Linked DNA regions of Homo sapiens: all the other regions are linked to region 1. A link is an interaction called in ENCODE POLR2A ChIA-PET data of the cell type or tissue named here. Cell type or tissue: PC-9. All regions are shown on one strand. Region 1 has its middle 7.2 kb from the start of DLX2. Region 2 overlaps ITGA6 (integrin subunit alpha 6). Region 3 overlaps SLC25A12 (solute carrier family 25 member 12).

Region 1 (2,500 bases):
CCTTCGGCCCCATTCCCGGATTCTGGCAAACCCCTCCACAGTGCAGCCGGGCCGGGCCCCGGGATGGGCAGACCGGGCCCAGGGGGCGGGGGGGCGGGATGATGGGGGAGCTGGCTGACTGTGCTGTCGGTGCCAGGCGGGGAGCATCTCGGGAGATGCCCAGGGCAGTTTTGGGAAGGTGGGACGTGGAAGGTAGGAGCGGAGGGTCGGACTGTCCCGCCCCGCGACCGCCTAGGCTCTTCTTTTGTCTCTACCGCCTGGAGATAGCGTCCCCCCACCTCCCAAACATTCACTTCCCACTTGGGCGGCGCTTCTCTCGGGAACCGAGACACCCTGCGACTTTAAGAAGCCGAGGCCAGACCCGCGGAGGGAGGGGGCGGGGCGGGGGCTGCCCCCCGAGCGGGGAGCGCGGTGGCGCCCGGCGGGAGAAGCCGACTGGAGCGCGGCCACCGCTCGGAGCTGCAGTGCCTCAGTCCGGTTCTCCGGCCAGAAGTCCCCATTGTTCCGGGTGCGATGATTTCACCTCCCGGGTGTCCGAGACTCCTGGACCACAATCGGGACGGAGAAGCGGCAGCGTGGGCAGCCTGCCACGTTTGCTCCGTGCGGGCCCCAGTCTGTCCCCCGGGGTCACCCGAGCGTGCTCCAAGTCCAGTCCTTTCGCCCTCGCTTCTCCTGCCCCGAAGTTGTAATCCTCTGCCCAGCACCCCCGACCCGCCTCGTGGGCCGGTTCTGCACCTTCTCCCACTCGGCACCCGACCCTCGGCCCCCATCTCCTAGCCCGGGACCCGACTCGACTGGGGACCCTCCCCAAAAGGGCCTCTTTCGGAGCGCTGCCACGCAGCCCGCAAACTGCCGGGACACTGCAGCTTGTGCGCTCTGGCCCGGGAGGACTAGTGGGGGAGCCGGAGAGGCCGAGGGAAGAAAGGTCTGTCTGGAGGCTGTCTGCGTTCTTGGCGTGGAGGCGCCGAGCTGCTCCTCCAAGACCTGCCTGCACTTTCTTTTCCTGAAACACAGTCTCCCCGCCCCGCCCAGCATCAGGCCGCAGGGCGGAATGTAACATCTTGTAATGCGGCAATCACTGCCAAACCCGTCCCCGCGAGGGGAACTCCCGCGGGGGGGGAAGGGAGATCGAAGGGATGTGGGGCCTCAGCATCCGCCTTCACTGGTGTGTGTGGGGGCGGGGGTGGTGTGGGCTGGCGGCGGCGTGCCTGGCAGATCCTGGGTGGGGAGGGAAGGGAAAGGTCGGCCGGGGGAGGCTTCCCTGGGGCTGCTTTGGGTGTTAGGATCCTGCTAGAGGCCGCCAGTCCCCGCAGGACCTAGTGCCCTAGCGCCAAGGCTGGAAGTAACGCGGCCCCCAGGATAGCGCCCCATCCTACAGCTTCTAGGATTCCTGGACCCCAAAGTTGAATTCGAAGGGAAAGGACCTATCTGTATTTTTGGAGGAGGAGAGGATCTGTAGCTTAATTCTCAAAGGAGTCTCCGACCCTAAACAGGTTAAAGCCACTGGTGGTCGCTGTTCCATGGAGGGAAAGGAGCGGGCTTTTGACTTTTGAGCGAGTTCGGGGGACGCCAGGAGTGGGGGAGTTGCACTCGAGTTTTACTGCCCGTAAGAACGACTTTTTGAGAGGGGACGGGGCTTCTTGCTCCCGGACATTGTTCTCTTGGGCGGAGGGGACCACTTCAGAGCTTCTCTTTGCACCCGCCTCTTCTGCCCCTCGTCTTCTACCACTGAACTGTTTGTAAACAAAGTTCCAGTCTTCCCCCGCTCTCTCCGCCTCCACCAAACCGGTATTTCTCCCAAATTCGCTCCATCAGTCTGGGATCGTTACACAGGGCGGATATTCACAATTTTCACAAGTGATCCTGAAAGAAGGCCTAGGGGAAGCCTCCTAAACGGTCCCACATTGCAGCAGGGCTGGTGAGGCCTGGGATCCATTCTCTCTCTTTTCTGCCCTTCCCATCCCGGAGTCTCGGGGCCGGCGGCGGGAATTCCGCGCAGCCGGAGGGGGGTCTGCGCCCAGCGGAGCGCCGTGCTGGGGCGAGGTGGCTGTGGGCAGAGCGTGCACCGGGGTTGGGGGGAGAAGGGGATTGAAGGGGCGGGGGGCGCGGGAGTACCTGGGCGGCAGGCAGTTGGCCCTGGAGCTCAGTGCCCGCGTTCTGCCTGAGTTGGGAGAGCCCTGCCAGAGGGTGGAGCGGAGAGGGCCGTGCACCCCTCACTCTTCAGCTTCCCTCCCCCTGCTTCCCAGCGCTTGTCATATCCTGTCTCTGGCCTGATATTTCACGCGAGCAATTGGAAGGAGATTACAATGGAGATTTATGTGTGTTCTGAGCACTGCTAGTTTCCCAGCGTAGAGAGCCGAGATCGCTGCTTCCCATTTCCATTTTTCATTCGCGCTTTGGGGAGCTCAGTAGAGCACGGGGGGAGCGTGTCTGCGCGGCGGCGGGCTGATCACAGGACTCCGCGTCTCCGGGCGGGCCGGGAGACTGTGAGAAAGGCTTG
Region 2 (2,500 bases), 340 kb after region 1:
AGTGGACAGATGGGTGCATAGACATGACGGGGCAGTGACTGTGAGCTGGATACCCATGGAGGGTGGGTGGTGCAGTTATAGGTTGGGCTTACTGCTAAGGAATACCACCTGTCTGGTTTCCAGGCCTTCTTAGACCTCTATGACCTTGAAAGCACCCCCACACCTCCATCCCTAGGAGGCTGGATAACTTGCACAACACCCAGGGCAGGTTTGAAAACGATTTATTTTTCTTAGTTTTTTGCTTGGCACTAATGTTTGCTAGGAAGGAGCTTGTGGATTATTGATGACAAAACTGCCTAAGGTTGGAAAGTATGTGGGCAAATATGGAAGTAGTGTTTCCTTCACAGGTTTGTTAAACTGGCATTTAGATTTGCAAACACTGATCTCTTGGAATTAAGTTAAAAGGCTAATTGTTAATTAGCCCTGAACTGGGGCAGGTAGATGGGCCTCTCACCAGTGCAGGTCCCTGTCAACTAATAACAGGGTTTGATAACCACCATCAAATCTGCTATCTGGCTTTTCTGCTTAGATAAACAAGGCAAGACGATCTCAAACCAGCATACCGATTCCGAGGTTGGCATGTTTGTAGAAGACTGTTCTCAGGCCGCAGTGTGGCAGCAGACCCTCCCCAGTTCAGCCCCATGCCAGATTCCAACGTTGGATCCCACTGTCGCTTCATCTCATCCTAAATTGGCAGAAAGACTGTTTAGAAAACTAAGTCTCTAAAACCAATTAAATGGTAAAGAAGACTGTTCTGAATTAGGGGGAATGGGATGAAGTACCACTAAACGCAAGTCACAAAGGGCAAAAACTCATGACATGGAGCCGTGGGTATCTGCTTGCATGTTTATTTGCCAAGCGGCTAGTATATTTTGCATGTCATACAATCTGAAACTTACTTTTTTGAAAAGCCATTTCAGATATAGTATAAGAAAAGCCTTTGAGAGAAACATGCTTTCTAAGCCTGGGAGTACAGAAATAAAAATAAACTTTGCAATAATTTGAAAGGGGCACACTGGTTAGTTGAAGAGTAAGGAAGCACCCAGTAATGCCTCTTTACCCAAGAGCTCTGTTTGCTTTGCTCGGTGATATCAATGTCACTGTGGTTTCTTCATTTTGAAAAGGAAGTTCATTTGTACTGAGGTGGTTTTAAGTGTGTGTGTGTGTGTGTGTGTGTGTGTGTGTATGATGCAAATGATAATAAACATTTCAGACCCAGAGGGCAGAATGTCACTGAACCTAAGCCCTCCTGAGCCAAATAACTCCTTTGTCCTTGCAGAATCAGGAGCCCTTCTCTTCAGGATATGCTGCCATTATGATAAAGCATTGTGATGTAAAGTTAACGAGAGGATCCTTATCCAAGTGAATCACAGCCAAGGGGTGGAATGGTTGGCCTCTGGTAGGGATGCCCCATTCAGCAGCACTGAGAGTTTGGAGTTGTTCTGTTCTCTTTCCTTCTTGCTGAGGGTAGTAAGAAATCCTCCCTAGGCCCCATTCCCCTGATATATCTTGCGGGTGATGGCCTCTTACTGGCAGTGTGATTATGTATGTCCCTTTAGAACAAAGGTATCGAAACAATAAAAGTTGTGAAATGGAAATGTTTACAATTCTACAAGGCTCCAGAGAGATTAGAGATAGGTAGGAAAAAGGCCATTGTTTTCCAATCAAAGGTGCTGAGAACCTGTTGATTGGACCTAAGGAATCCAGCTTTGCCACGACACAAAACCCAAGAGTTTTGTTTCTTTTTTTTTTTTTTTTTTTTTTTTGTTGAGACAGAGTCTCACTCTGTTTGCCCAAGCTGGAGTGTAGCGATGCGATTTCAGCTCACTGCAGCCTTGACCTCCTTGGGCTTAGGCAATCCTCCCACCTCTGCCTCCCCAGTAGCTGGGACTGCAAGTGTGCAGCACCACACCCAGCAATTTTTTTGTGTTTTTAGTAGAGTCAGAATGCTACCATGTTGGCCAGGCTGGTCTCGAACTCCTGGATTCAGGCAATCAGCCTGGCTTGGCCTCCCAAAGTGTTGAGATTACAAGCGTGAGCCACCATGCCCAGCCCCAAGAGTTTTCAAAAAAGGAAGAGTTCAAAGAGGCTCAGAAATGATCAAGTGGACATACAGAGACATAATTTTAGGAAAGGGATATTATTAATATTTGCCAGTGAGTCCTCGTTACTGCTGGTGAGACTAGGCCCAGGTACCGACTTAAGGCGATACTTTGAAAAAGTTGAGAGGTGGCTTAAAGACCTGGGTGATGAATGAAGAAGACCTCCATGACTTTACAAGTGCAAAGAGAGATGGGTCTGGGCACTGCTGGGCCTTTTAGAGGCTCAAGGACAGTGGCCTTGGGGAAGGCTGAAGGAGACACCTATTGAATTAGATGGTGCCAAGGCTGAGGGAGGACTTTCGGGAATCCCAGACTAGAGAAGTGTTTTAATGCCAAGAACATGGGAAACCCATTTCAGATACTGTATCAGATAAGCCAGCTTAGAAAAGCACCTTCTA
Region 3 (2,500 bases), 240 kb before region 1:
TTGAGACAGGGTTTCACTCCGGTTACCCAGGCTAGAGTGTAATGGCACAATCTCAACTCATTGCAACCTCCACCTCCCAGGCTCAAGTAATCCTCCTACCTCAGCCTCCCGAGTAGCTGGGACTACAGGCATGTGCCACCACACCCGGCTAATTTTTGTGTTTTTAGTAGAGATGGGGTTTCACCATGTCACCCGTGCTGGTCTTGAACTCCTGGGCTCAAGCAGTCTGCCCACCTCAGCCTCCCAAACTGCTGGGATTACAGACATGAGTCACTGCTCCCGGCCTTTTTTTCAATTTGGATTTTAAATGCATGGCAGCTACTGACAACACAATGTAGTATAACTGCTTATCTAGGTTACCTGAATCTAATAGTACTGAACAGGATCTCCAGTACACTTGTGGACAATGGTGAGACCAAGGCAAACTTACACTGTAGCTAGCACACACCAGTCATGCAATAGCCTCTACAAGGCTCATGCCACCTGACAGTAACAGATATACAAACCATTAAGTAATTATCCACGGCATGCATTAGAAGTTTTATTAAAGAAACATCAAAGAGGAAACAATTAACTAATATTTTATTCACTCTTAAAAAAACTCCAGAACCCTTTCCTGAGTTTTCACGTTCTGAAATGGATTTCCAAGGCCTCAATCTAAGTCCTCTCCCCAGAGCAGAGGTATCTTTAACAACAAAAAACCTTATATAAACACTCAAGTAAATGTTCAATATTACTACTTATATAAATACTTGCAAAGATGCACACAGTTTAAGTATATAATTTGATGTGTATAAAATCATATCTAAAAAAAGCATAAATGAGAATATATACAAGTACACAGATAACATTATCATCATAGTCTACAAGAGATGCTGATAGCATAACAGGTTTTCTCCACTTCCTTACACATTGCAGCTAATATTGTCTTCCAACTTTCTCTCATGTGCACAAGAGAAAACTATAAATAGCTCCAAACTAGAAAACAGAAGGCCATTTGGTGAAAAGGATTTAACTCTATTTAGAATGGATCTAAAATTTCCTTTTACCTAAACATGTGCCTATAAATACATAAGCACAATTCATTTTATTAAGTGGTTACAAACATGAAAACTGACCTTTACCCCAGATCCAAAATCCTATAAAAATAAACTCGAAGTTAATTACTTCCTTATGCATAAATTCTGTAGTCTTGAATATGGCTTGAAATAAGCAGTGCCTAGAAATCTTGTTAAATGGCATTTGCTACAACAGTTTCAATATTTTCCCTCTTAAAAATATGAAAGGAAACTTTCTTTTATCATTTCTCTCATTCTACTTAAGAAAATTTGTCTCAAAGTGGATCCTTAAAACTAGGAAGGCAGGGACAGAAGGTGAAATGGTCAAAGTCCTTAGGAAATAGGTGAGCACCATCAAAAGAGCCAACCAGCTAGCCAGGGAATCCAGAACAGAAACAGGGTACAGCTTTTAAAAAATGTTTTAAATTTTTTAGAGACTGGGTATCACTATGTTGTGCAAGCTGGCCTCAAACTCTGGGCTCAAGAGATCCTCCCATTTCAGCCTCCCGAGGAGCTGAAATCACTCCTTTGGGAGTTGAGACTACAGGTATGCGCCACTGCACCTGGCTTCATCTTTTTCTTATTCCATAATAATATTCCTGTCTCTAGATTATGGAGGAAAAGAATGAAAGCAAGATTCTTGAGGGCTCATATGTTCTTCAGTTTATACCTGGTACCGTAAAAACTAAAACTGGTTTGTGTTTAATCCTAACTATATTTCTAAAAATTCTAATTCATAAATCATAGTTTGAAAGAAAAACAGAAGACCTATAAAAAGCTAAAGTTGGCTGGGTGCAGTGGCTCACGCCTGTAATCTCAGCACTTTGGGAGGCCGAGGTGGGCAGATTACCTGAGGTCAGGAGTTTGAGACTGGCCAGCCTGACCAACATGGGCGAAGCCCCGTCTCTACTAAAAATACAAAAATTAGCGAGGCGTGGTGACAGGTGCCTGTAATCCCAGGTACTCGGGAAGCTGAAGCAGAAGAATCGCTTGAACCCAGGAGGCAGAGGTTGCAGTGAGCCAAGATCACGCCACTGCACTCCAGCCTGGGTGACAGAGTGAGGCTCCACCTCCAAAAAAAAAAAACTAAAGTTGAGATCTAATGACTACAAGCTTTCATTTACATTAAATAAGGCATATATAAACTTAGCTACTTCCTACACTCATTTTAATCTATTTATCAACAATGGCATGTGTCTTATTGTTAAGTTGGTCTTGACAGTCTGTTGGATGAAGTGGCTTGAGTTACTAATTTTATAATAATCGAAACTGGGAAAAGTAATTAAATGGAGGAGACACAAAGAACCATGATATCAAGGTAGAGGGACAAAAATTAGAATTTGATTGTGAGATCTAATTCTTAATGCACACAGGATATAAGCACAGGGCACTGTCACTAACTCAGACATCTGAATCCAGTTATTTTCCAAGCATTTCTGCAT

What was found. ChIA-PET counts read pairs that join two places held together with the same protein. Peaks named below come from ENCODE experiments on the same cell type or tissue, not always from the same donor. Only the 100,000 strongest peaks of a DNase experiment are listed, where the experiment ranks them.
Region 2: POLR2A ChIA-PET joins it to region 1 with 6 read pairs; 4 of 35 experiments call an interaction of 5 or more read pairs at or near these places.
Region 3: POLR2A ChIA-PET joins it to region 1 with 7 read pairs; 5 of 35 experiments call an interaction of 5 or more read pairs at or near these places.

What each region holds. Positions count from the first base shown.
Region 1 is chr2:172,094,493-172,096,992 of GRCh38, forward strand. No RefSeq gene overlaps it. Among named protein-coding and RNA genes, the nearest start is that of DLX2, 7.2 kb to the right of the region's middle. In PC-9, CTCF peaks have their summits at 1,420 and 1,621; a DNase peak (open chromatin) is centred at 1,019; H3K4me3 peaks cover 2,500 bases; H3K27ac peaks cover 1,329 bases.
Region 2 is chr2:172,433,875-172,436,374 of GRCh38, forward strand. The region is part of intron 1 of ITGA6 (integrin subunit alpha 6); the gene reads left to right. Among named protein-coding and RNA genes, the nearest start is that of ITGA6, 7.5 kb to the left of the region's middle. RefSeq lists an enhancer at 908-1,408. In PC-9, no CTCF peak of the experiment used is centred here; a DNase peak (open chromatin) is centred at 1,177; H3K27ac peaks cover 1,998 bases.
Region 3 is chr2:171,851,550-171,854,049 of GRCh38, forward strand. All of the region lies in intron 4 of SLC25A12 (solute carrier family 25 member 12), which reads right to left. Among named protein-coding and RNA genes, the nearest start is that of SLC25A12, 41 kb to the right of the region's middle. In PC-9, no CTCF peak of the experiment used is centred here; no DNase peak of the experiment used is centred here.